Linked DNA regions of Homo sapiens: regions 1, 2 and 3 are each linked to region 4. Evidence: chromatin contacts called from ENCODE Hi-C or POLR2A ChIA-PET data. All regions are on one chromosome and are shown on one strand. Each heading gives the region's core, a stretch centred on a gene start or an enhancer-like site at or near the end of the contact. The rest is flanking DNA. Distances are from core to core; before and after follow the strand shown. Region 1 holds the start of ZNF880 (zinc finger protein 880). Region 2 holds the start of MYADM-AS1 (MYADM antisense RNA 1). Region 3 holds the start of ZNF610 (zinc finger protein 610). Region 4 holds the start of ZNF160 (zinc finger protein 160).

Region 1 (2,700 bases), core at 12-2,511, 730 kb after region 4:
ACAATTTTAAGGTCATGAAAATATATAAGATGTAATTTCAACTGTTAAAAGATATAAGACGTATATAAACTGATGATGCGCCTTTGATAAAAACAATAGACTTGCTCATCTGTGCACTCATCCACACACATCACATGTACACACTTATTCATATACATATATACATTCACACACATATACTCTAGTAAACATATATGTGACAACTGAAAGAGTTGTCTGTCAATAACCTCTTTTTTAGATATTTGTCTTTGTTCGTTTTTTAATGTGTCCAGGTTGCAGTGCAGTGGCTTATTCATGGCACACTACAGCCTTGAATTCCTGGCCTCAAATGACACCCTCTCCGAGTAACTCGAATGACAAGCGTGCACCACTGTGCCTGGCTGTCGTTGTTTTTGCAAATGTGCATTTCAGCATGTTTGCAACAATAAAAATGTATAAACTGTGCTCAATTCAGTTTATAAACATTATTTCAAACTATTTCAAAAAGTCAGACCATGTAAAAACATAGAAACGAGAATTCCAATCTCTATTAAATACCCGTACTGAAACATATGTTTCAAAAATTGAGATGGGGGTCTCACTATGTTGTCCAGAGTGGTCTCAAACTCCTGTGCTCAAGGAATTCTCCAGCCTGGGCCTCCGGAGAAGATGGAATTCCAGCCCCGGCCCATAAATATTAGGTTGGTGCAAAAGTGATCGCGGTTTGCCATTACTTTTGCACTAACCTAATTTTGTCCACTAAATATTTATTTAGGTGTTAGCAAAAGCCCAATGGAGGCTGAAACATCACAATCAGCAGTAAACATCAGATCGATTTCCTCTCATTTAAGGCACAGAAAAGGGGGCAGGCCTGTGAAAAGAGGGCGAGGCTTGGGGGACCGGAAAGACGTGGATCCATCTCGCGGGTGAGAACTTTACGCAGCGCGGGCCGTGTCTAGGGGTCACTGAAGGATTTGAAGCAGGCAAACTCCGCGACAGGAGCTGTCTACATGGCCCTGTGGTGAAAGACCGGGGACAGGACCAGCCTCCGAGCGATTTTAACACTCAGGGAAGCGACCGCCAGACTCTCATTAGAACGTCTGAGTTTAGTCGGGGTGGAGGGAGCGATGCGGGGATTTCAAGGTCTGTGTGACCCCTGAGATGCCGGGTACAGAAGCGCGAGGGGACTCAGCATCCCAGATTTAATCTAAACAAAGGGAAACTCACACGCCGCAGCATGACCGTCACTCCACGTAATCTGCTTCCGGGTCTCCAGGAAACTGCGCGCGCAGCTGAGAGGCGAGGCGAGGCCAGGCCCGGGTGGGATTGGGCGGAGCCTGCGCTTCCCTCCGCCTCGCTCCCAGCTCGTCTCGTTTTGGAGGCTAGACCTGCCGTGGAGACTGGAAGAACTCAGCTATCTGGAAATAGATTGTGTCCCGGCAGAGGGAAAGTTTGTTGATGATTAGATCCAGGAAAATTCCTGCTATTAAAATTAATTTTAAATCGGCTGTAGGGGCGCTCGCATGTGGTCCTAGCTACCCGGATGCTGAGGTGGGAGGATCGCTTGAGCCCATGAGGTGGAGGCTGCAGTGAGCCGAGGTCGTGCGCTGCACTCCCGCCTGGGCATGAGAGAGAAACCTTGCGCCTAATAAATACATAATCATAAATAACAAATTGGAAATAAATAATTAAAATAAATAAATATAAATGAATAATAAACACTAGTTTCCGGAATTTTAAAGTCCTTGAATTGTTTATGAAGGGGATGCAAATTAAAATATGAAATGCAAAACCCTGCCAGGGCGGAATGTGCAATTTCCTTTTTTTTTTTTTTTTTTTTTTGGAGACAGAGTTTCGTTCTTTTGCCCAGGCTGGAGTGAAGTGGCGCGATCTCGGCTCACTGCAACCTCCGCCGCCTGGGTTCAAGCGATTCTCCTGCCTCAGTCTCCCGAGTAGCTGGGATTACAGGCGCCCACCACCACACCGGGCTACTTTTTTGTACTTTTAATAGAGACAGGGTTTCTCCATGTTGGCCAGGCTGGTCTTGAACTCCTGACCTCGTGATCCGCCTGCCTTGGCCTCCCAAAATGTTGGGATTACAGGCGTGAGCCACCGCACCCGGCCAAGTTTTTTTTTTTTTTTCATATTTATATTAATCCTAGTGTATACCTGCCATTGTCTTATGGACATACTCAGGTCACAACTTTTTTTTTTTTTTTTTTTTTTTTTTTGAGATGGTCTCCCTCTGTCTTTCAGGCTGAAGTGCAGACAGCTCACTGACTGCAGCCTCGACCTCCTGGCATCAAGTGATCCTCCCATCTCAGCCTCCCAAGTAGCTGGGACTACAGGCACACGCCACAATGCCCAGTCCCATGTCACAAAATTTTGTCTCCAAACAGCACTCATTTATTTGTCCCCTAAAGTTTTCACCAGAGCAAAACAGGGAAGAAATGTATTAAACATAGAATTTGGAGGCAATGTAGGAAAAAAATGTAAAAATATATATACATACAAAAAATATAAAAATATACATGCTAGGTGTGAATTGTAACTAAGTTTCCAGTATGGGTAGTGGGTATCCCCGCCCCAGCCCTACCCTTTAGCAATCATGACACCCCAAGCCAGTCACCTATCCCAGTTCTCTGAAGCCACTTTTGGACCAGCTGGAAAAGTATACCCTGCTTTCCCCCACAGAGCCTCATTATATAATAAACACTCTCA
Region 2 (2,700 bases), core at 170-2,669, 770 kb before region 4:
CCAAGCTTCCTGGTCCTTCTCCCAGGATCTAGGAGCCCAGGACCTAATCCTTCCTCCTTCAGACCCACGAGTCCAGACCCCAGCCCCTCCTCCCTCAGACCCAGGAGCCCAGGCCCCCAGCCCCTCCTCCCTCAGACCCAGGAGCCCAGGCCCCCAGCCCCTCCTCCCTCGGACCCAGGAGTCCAGACCCCAGCCCCTCCTCCCTCGGACCCCGGAGTCCAGGCCCCCAGCCCCTCCTCCCTCGGACCCCGGAGTCCAGGCCCCCAGCCCCTCCTCCCTCGGACCCAGGAGTCCAGACCCCAGCCCCTCCTCCCTCGGACCCAGGAGTCCAGACCCCAGCCCCTCCTCCCTCGGACCCAGGAGCCCAGGCCCCCAGCCCCTCCTTCCTCGGACCCAGGAGTCCAGACCCCAGCCCCTCCTTCCTCGGACCCAGGAGTCCAGACCCCAGCCCCTCCTCCCTCGGACCCCGGAGTCCAGACCCCCAGCCCCTCCTCCCTCGGACCCAGGAGCCCAGGCCCCCAGCCCCTCCTCCCTCGGACCCAGGAGCCCAGGCCCCCAGGCCCCCAGCCCCTCCTCCCTCGGACCGAGGAGCCCAGGCCCCCAGCCCCTCCTCCCTCGGACCCCGGAGTCCAGGCCCCCAGCCCCTCCTCCCTCGGACCCCGGAGTCCAGGCCCGCTGCCTACTCACCAGCGGTCTTAGCAGAGGAATCCACGGAGAAAGATCTGGTGGTGGAGACGGATTAAGCCACACTTGGAACAGGCTGTAAGAGCACCTGAGGGGGAGGTAGGCCGTTAGCGTCCGTTTGGACAGGCTCCTCCCTCTAGGGATCGAACGCCCTGCGGAGACAGGAACGTGGCGTGGAACCCAGCAGGGCCCTGGCGGTGACCCCGGGTAAGCCCCGCCCCCTCCCCTCCCCGTTCAGTTAACTGTTTGGGCTGCGGCGGACGGAACCCAGCGAAAGTGCACGCCCCGCGGGCCGGCGTGGGCGCGTGTGTGATCTTAACCCCGCGGGGGCGGGGGTGCGGGCGGCAGTGGCGGGAGAACCCTGGGCGGCGGCTGTGGAGGCGGGCGGCCCAGCCAGAGCCGGTGTCTCCGCGCCTTATAAGGGCTTCGAGTCGGCCCAGGCATCTGGAATGTGTCAGGGACCAGGAGGCGGTGCCCGGACCCCCGCCCGCCTCCGGGGCTGCCCGCCCTCTCCCGGATTTCCGGGGGGTGGGGACCCCGACTCTCAGGGTTGGAGGCCTGCATTTCTGGATCCCTATAAACATGGGCTGAGAGCCCCCCCAAGAGCATCTCTAAGACCGGAGTGGGCAGGGACCCGGGCCTCTGAGGGGCTCAGGCTCCAGGCCGGAAACTGCACGCGGTGCTGGCGTCAGGCCCGAGGCCCAGCTACGCCTCCCACGGCCTCCCTAATCGCCATTCGGGGCTTGCGGGAGCACCTGGGAGGCTCCACCCGGAGCCAGACACTGCCTGCCCCCACGCCCCTCCAGGACCCTCGAAGGAGAAGGAAATCGGGACTGGCCCAGCGTCCCGTGCTCTAGAAGGCGGGCTACTGCCCCGTCCCAAGCAGGGGAGGAGGACGAGCGAGGGCGTCACTCATTCTGTCCCCCGCGGAAGGTGGGCTAGCCGCGGAGGGGGGCGCGCAGGGGAGGGGGGCGCGCCGAGGGGAGGGGAGGGGAGGGGTCCACCCCGCCCTTAGGGCCTCCAGCCATCGCCCGAGATCAGAGCTCAGGAATGCGCAGCCAGACCCTGGAGGGTGAGGAAACACCCCTCCGGGATTCCTCGCAGCGCACCCGACTCTCCGGGCCACACCCAGCCCCTCAGTGTCCTCCCTCGTCCACTCCAGACGCCACACCCATCGCTCACGCTGAGAATCGGGCCCCGGAACCCCAGCTTCGGCTCTCGGCACCCAGAGGTGCGGGACGCAGCCCTGTCTTCTCCTCCTTTCCCAGCTCCTTCTGCACTTCGGAAGCACGGGGCTGGATCTTAACACCCCCCTCCCTCGGCCTTTCAGGAGCCCAAAGTTCCGATTCTGTCTGTCCCCTGGATGGGGAGGGGTCAGTAATTCTGAATTCCTTCCATTCTCATTCCCAAACCCAGGACACCTAACCCTAAGCGCTTCCCCTCCTAAAGGACCTCCACGTACCAGATTCCAGCCTCCAACTAGGGCACCTACGAGTCCCCATCTCTCTACTCCCGCAGACCCAGCCCCTCCTCCCTCAGACTCAGGAGTCCAGGCCCAGCTCCTCCTCCCTCAGACCCAGGAGTCCAGGCCCTCAGCCCCTCCTCCCTCGGACCCAGGAGTCCAGACCCCCCAGCCCCTCCTGCCTCGGACCCGGGAGTCCAGACCCCCAGCCCCTCCTCCCTCAGACCCCGGAGTCCAGGTCCCCTTCCCCACTCTTCCAGACGTATGACCTCCACAGTCCAGGTCCTCAGCCCTCTCCTCTGCAGAACCCCAAGAATCCTGGCCCAGCCCCAGTCTTTCTAGGGACCCAGACATTCTGAGACCCAGCCCATTCCTCTCTCTGGCCATAAAGACCCTAGACTGTTGCTTATGCCCTCTGGGGTCCCCACAACCTCACCTCAGGCAGCCAGTGGCGACTGCGGCTGAAGCAAAGACGACAGCGGCAGCTGGAAGGGTCTGAGGGCTGGGTGGGGTTGGAGGGCTGGGGAGCCAGCGCGGGCGGGACGGGGGCGGGG
Region 3 (2,700 bases), core at 18-2,517, 770 kb after region 4:
TCTATTCCTTCTCTTCCATTTGTTCTGCTCCATTCTGGCAATTTGTTTTACCCCTTGTTCCTCTTTGTGTCCAATTTTTGATTGTCCCCAATTTCCATTCTGCCTGTTTCTTGCCCTCCCTATCTCTGCTTCCTCTCTGTTCTCCCTGTTAAATTTCCTCTTCCCTGCTACACTCTCTTGTCCCCACTCTCTGGCCCCCCCGGATCCCAGGCCTCCCCATGCTGTGGTTCTCCCTCTGCTCTCCTTGTCATCAGCTGCCCCCTCTTGCTGTCCCAGCACCATGCTGCTCTGTCTGCCCTGGCTCCAAATCCCTCCTCCTCTCCCCTACTCTGTCTGAGGAGCCTCCCCCTTTCTGCCCCTCTCCCAATCTTGCTTCATCTTCATCTCTCTGGAGACCCAGCTTTTCTCTACATTTCTCCAGTTACTTTTCTCCCCCTGCTACATTCTCGGCTTCATTCACTGTCTCTGTAAATCTCTCAGCTACTCTCTGCCGTCTGCTTATGGATCTCCCTCATGCTTCTTTTTCAAAATTTTTCTATTTCCTGCCACTCTTTCACCATCTTTCCCCACACATCCATAGGCAGGGGAGTACAATAAGGTGCCCACCTCCGCCAAGAGCACATTTTTAGTGGGATGGAATTTGGGACGAAGAATCCTGAATGTCCTAAGACAGAAGAAGTCACGTCCCCACACCCGGGGGTCGGGAGTAGCGATGGCTGCGAAGGGGAGGCCTGGGGAGTAGGAAGGCCCGGATCAAGGAGGAAAAGGGTGGGGCTGAATTATTAGAAGTGTGGGGTCTCAAGGGTCCCAGGACCCAGTACAGGACGCGGCCTCCCCCGCCGGGACTGGGGCTGCGGCGCTGCGCTTCAGGGGCCGGGGGCGAGGTTGGGAGGCTCCCCGGGCGGGAATCCACCTTGCGGTAAGGACTTTTAAAAGCGCGGGGCAGGACGTTGGGTCAGTAAAGAGTTTTAAGCGGAAAGGAGTCTCGAAAATCCGTGTTTACCTGGCCCAAGGCAGAACGAGCGGGGACAGGACCCGTCGCCGAGCGATTTTAACACACAGGGAAGCGAGCGCCGGACTCTCACGGAGACGCCTGAATTTACACGGGGTGGAGGGAGCGGTGCGGGGATTTCAAGGTCTGTGTTGACTCTCAGATCCCGGGTACAGAAGCGCGGGGGAGCTGGGAAGCCCAGATTGAATCTAAACAAAGGGAAACTGACGCGCTGCGGTGTGACCTTCTACCCACGCGATCCGCTTCCGGGTCTGCAAAAAACTGCGCGCGCGCAGCATAGAGAGCGGACCGGGACGGGACGGGGCGGGGCTTCCCTAGGCCACGCCTCCAGTGCCTCTGTTTTCCGGGTTTTGCTGGCAGTGAGGCTGGAGCAGCTCAGCCCTCTGCAAACTGGGATCCTGCCGGAGCAAAGCAACGTCAGTTGAGGATTAGATCCAGGAAATTTCCTGCTATTAAAATCAATTTTAAGCCGGCCGTGGTGGCAGGCACCTGTAGTCCCAGCGACTAGAGAGGCTGAGGCTGGAGGATCGCTTCAGCCCAGGAGTTCGAGTCTACACTGAGCTATCATGGCCACTGCACTCCAGCCTGGGCGTAGTGTAGACCCAGTGCTATACTCAGTGTAGACTCTGTCCTAAAATAAATAAGTAAATAAAAACTAATTTTAACAATTTAATTTAAAAGGCCTGGAATTCTGTGTGAAGGCGATGCAAGTTAAAATGTGAAATGCAAAGCCCTGCCTGGGTAGCATGTGCAATTTCATGCTGACGGCCCACAGAACATAATAGAAATCTTCTCCCTTTCCATCATCATCTCTGATCTCCAGCACGGGAGAAAGATGTAGGCTGGGAGGTTAAGCCCGTCTAGTGTTTTCACGTTCTTCTGCCTGCTTTTATTCTGACTGTGCTGGCAGCTGATTAGATTGTGCCCACCCAAATTGAGGTGGGTCTGCCTTTCCCAGTCCACTGAGTCATCTCTAGAGTGCTCATCTCTAGAGAGTTTCCGAGGGACAACGCCAAGCGCGTTGGAGGGTTAAGGCCAACCTGGGAATCCGTATTTACCTGGCCCAAGGCAGAACGAACGGGGCATCTCCGTGAGAGTCTGGCGGTCGCTTCCCTGTGTGTTAAAAACGCTACAGGCACATGCCACCATACCCATCGTTCGGCGATGGGTCCTGTCCCCGGAGGGATGTTAGGCCACCACCAACTGCTTTTTTTTCTTGAGACGGAGTCTCGCTCTGTCACCCAGGCTCACTGCAAGCTCCGCCTCCTGGGTTCACGCCATTCTCCTGCCTCAGCCTCCTGAGTAGCTGGGACCACAGGCACCCACCACCACGCCCGCCTAATTTTTTGTATTTTTAGTAGAGATGGGGTTTCACCGTGTTAGCCAGGATGGTCTCGATCTCCTGACCTCGTGATCCACACCCCCCCCCCACGCCCCGGCCCCCAAAGTGCTGGGATTACAGGGGTGAGCCACTGCACCCGGCCCAACTGTTGCTTTTAAAAAAACCAATAACTTTAAAAAATAGATGTAAATTACATTGTGTGTGTGTGTGTGTGTGTGTTTGTTTTTGAGACAGAGTCTTGCTCTGTCACCCAGGCTGGAGTGCAGTGACACGGTTTCAGCTCACTGTAGCCTCTGCCTCCCCGGTTCAAGCGACTCTCCAGCCTCAGCCTCCCAAGTAGCTGGGG
Region 4 (2,788 bases), core at 121-2,620:
CATAACATAACAAACTTTCCCTGAATAACTGTAGTCATGCCAAGTGCTCATCCACAGCCTCATAACTTGTGCTTGTGCTTTCTAGCCTTGTTTACTCCTCCATATATGAAAAAAAGAAAAAAAAGCTTTTTAGTTTGTGTCTCTTGGACATTTTCAGATCTTGTGATTGGAACATTCTCTCTATTGCAATAGTCCTTTTGAATAAAATCTTCCTTCTCTAAGTCTGAATTTGTCATTTACAGTGGTAAATATCTTAATTGTTCTGAGATAAATTATGTATATTATCTTTTTGTGGCAAAGGACTTAATATATATTCAGTAGGTGAAAGTAGTTCCTGGGGCCAGGTATGGTGGCTCACGCCTGTAATCCCAGCACTTTGGGAGGCTGAGGCGGGTGGATCACTTGAGGTCAGGAATTCGAGACCAGCCTAGGCAACATGGTGAAACTTCATCTCCGCTAAAGAACGTGGTGGCGGGCGCCTGTAATCCTAGCTACTCGGGAGGCTGAGGCAGGAGCATTGCTTGAACCCGGGAGGCCGAGGTTGCAGTGAGCAGAGATCATGCCACTGCACCCCAGCCTGGACGACAGAGCGTGACTCCGGCTCAAAAAAAAAAAAAAAAAGTATAGGCGTTTGAGGTTGTCATCTCGCACGGAATAGAATAGTAAGTATAAAAAAGGACAATGCAATTTATATCTATTTTTTAAAAGTTACTGCTAATTTCAGGGCTTTTAAATTACTTAATTTTAATCGCAGAAACTTTTCCAGCATGCCATCACCGCTCCGTGTCAACCCATGTTCCCAGACTCCTGGGCTGCTTCAGCGTCAATAACATTACTGGGTAAACGCGCTAGCAAAAAATGCTTTCAACATAAACCGCCTCCATTCTAAGAGGAAAGCAGTTTGGTTTCCAAAATAACCTACACAACTGTGCTTTTAACTTGAAACCGTTTGAAACATCTACGCCGTTCCACAAGACACTACAGATGGCTCTGGGCGCTGGGCTGTGGGCATCACACGAAATCGCAGACCCTAACGTGTCCCGTCCAGCCCCGCCTCTCCCCCGGGTCCCTTCCTGGCGGTCCCTCTGCCTCCCTCCCCCGCGGTCCCTTCGCCTTCCTCCCCCGCGGTCCCTTCCCGCGGTTCCTCCCCGCCCTTCCCCGGCGGCTCCTCCCCGGCCCGCCCCCGGGTCCCTCCACTTGGTCACTCCCCACCCCTCCCCGGTGGCTCCTCCCCGTTCCTTCCCTGGGGTCCCTGCCTGGCGGCCCCTGCTTCAGCCCGGCTCTCTCAACGCCCCGCCCTTTTCCGGTTCCGCCCATCTCGGACCCCGCCCCGGGCCGCTCGGTCGCTTTCCTTCGCGCAGTTGCCCACAGACCCGGAAGTGGATCGTGCGGAGCAAGCATCACACCATGGCGTATGAGTGTTCCTCTGTGTAGACTCAACCTGCGCCTCGCCGTCCCCCATTCGCACACCCGATGCCCGGGGGTCGCTACGGACTTAAAATCTCCGCACCGCACCCTCCACCTCAGGTAAATAGGCCTTGCTGTGTGGGCCCGGAGACGCTTCCTTTTGGGTTAAAGTCGCCCTGAGGCTGGTCCCTGCCCCCGGTCTTTCTGCCTTGGGCCAAGTAAACACGGCCTTTCCCGGTTTTTTAAACGTTTAAGCAGGATTTTCCTGCTTAAAATCCTTTACTGACTCCTCCTCCCGCCCCGCATCGCTTAAAGTCCTCACCGCCTGCCCTGGGCGCCTCCCAGCCTCGCTCTCGTCGGCCCCTGGAGCGCAGCGCCGCCGACCCAGTCCCGGGGAGGCCGCGCCTCCGCCTGGTCCTGGGATCCTGCACATCCCACCCCTGTCCTAAGGCGCCGTCGCCCCCCACCTCCCTCCTCCTCGTGCCGGGCCCTGCTGCTCCCCAGGCCTCCCCTTCGCAGTCACCGCTTCCCTTGAGCCCTCGTTGGGGAGGTGCCCGGGGCCCGTCCTGTGACACCCGGTGTTTTTGCCTGCCCAGCTCCACCCCCTGGAAAATGTACTCCTCCAACATGCAGACATCTTACTACAAACCCTCCAGTGAATGTGTGGCCCAAGGGAATCAGGAGAAAGAGAGACAAAGAGCCACTGAGAGGAGATGGAAAAACCAAGAAAGAGAAAAGAAAAATGAGGGAGACCCATAAACAGATGGCAAAGTGGAGGATGGGTGAGAGATTTGCAGCGACAGAGTGAAAGAAGCAGTCAAGAAAGTAGCAGGGGCAGAAAAGCAATTGGCGAAATGTAGAGAAAAGCTCGATGTCCCGAGATGCAGGACAACAAGATAAGGAGAGGGACAGCAAAGAAGGAGCCTCCTCAGACAGAGAGTGGGGGAGAGGAGAAAGGATTTGGCCGAGGGCAGACAGAGCTGCGTGGTGCTGGGACAGCTGGAGGGGACAGCTGGTGACAAGGCGAGCAGAGGGAGCACCACAACACAGGGAGGCCTGGGATCTGGGAGTGCCAGAGAGTGGGGATAAGCGGGTGTAACAGGGAAGAGGGGATTTAACAGGGAGAGCAGAGGAGGCGCGGAGATGGGGTAAGAAAGAGGCAGAAATAGATGGAGATTGGGACGATGAAAAGATTGGAAAGAAAACGCCACAAGAGGTGAAACAAATTGGAAGAATGGAGTAGAACAGATATAAGGGGAAAAAACAAAGAAGGGAGAAACAGCAGAAGAAAAAAGAGGCACAACATCGTCAGAATCCTAGGGGGAAGATAAAAGGGGAAAAAGGCTGGAGAGACAAGGTGAAAGTGAGAGGCACAAAATGG

What was found. Hi-C counts contacts between places; a loop is a spot of excess contacts on that map. ChIA-PET counts read pairs that join two places held with the same protein, here RNA polymerase II (POLR2A). Pooled maps may share reads with other maps.
Region 1: a loop to region 4 is called in a pooled map, with 7 times the contacts of the local background. The contact joins the promoter of ZNF880 here to the promoter of ZNF160 in region 4. A Hi-C loop is called at or near these places in 7 of 50 pooled maps.
Region 2: a pooled map shows a loop between it and region 4 (15-fold over the local background). The contact joins the promoter of MYADM-AS1 here to the promoter of ZNF160 in region 4. A Hi-C loop is called at or near these places in 3 of 37 single-sample maps with no recorded cell type and 12 of 50 pooled maps.
Region 3: a map with no recorded cell type shows a loop between it and region 4 (19-fold over the local background). The contact joins the promoter of ZNF610 here to the promoter of ZNF160 in region 4. A Hi-C loop is called at or near these places in 2 of 37 single-sample maps with no recorded cell type and 7 of 50 pooled maps. POLR2A ChIA-PET finds 5 or more read pairs at or near these places in 1 of 52 experiments (activated B cell).

Annotation. Positions count from the first base shown.
Region 1 is chr19:52,368,484-52,371,183 of GRCh38, reverse strand. ZNF880 (zinc finger protein 880) reads right to left here and starts at 1,261. Exons shown (of 4, transcript NM_001145434.2): 1 at 1,207-1,261. The coding sequence starts at 1,218. RefSeq lists enhancers at 820-959, 1,160-1,269, 1,280-1,579.
Region 2 is chr19:53,867,826-53,870,525 of GRCh38, reverse strand. It overlaps MYADM-AS1 (MYADM antisense RNA 1), which reads left to right and starts at 1,419. Exons shown (of 3, transcript NR_184033.1): 1 at 1,419-1,617. It overlaps MYADM (myeloid associated differentiation marker), which reads right to left and starts at 2,643. Exons shown (of 3, transcript NM_138373.5): 1 at 2,583-2,643; 2 at 688-772. RefSeq lists enhancers at 1-839, 840-1,753 and a silencer at 1,028-1,087.
Region 3 is chr19:52,334,810-52,337,509 of GRCh38, reverse strand. It overlaps ZNF610 (zinc finger protein 610), which reads right to left and starts at 1,267. Exons shown (of 6, transcript NM_001161425.2): 1 at 1,004-1,267.
Region 4 is chr19:53,102,004-53,104,791 of GRCh38, reverse strand. It overlaps ZNF160 (zinc finger protein 160), which reads left to right and starts at 1,370. Exons shown (of 6, transcript NM_001322131.2): 1 at 1,370-1,527. RefSeq lists a silencer at 918-1,327.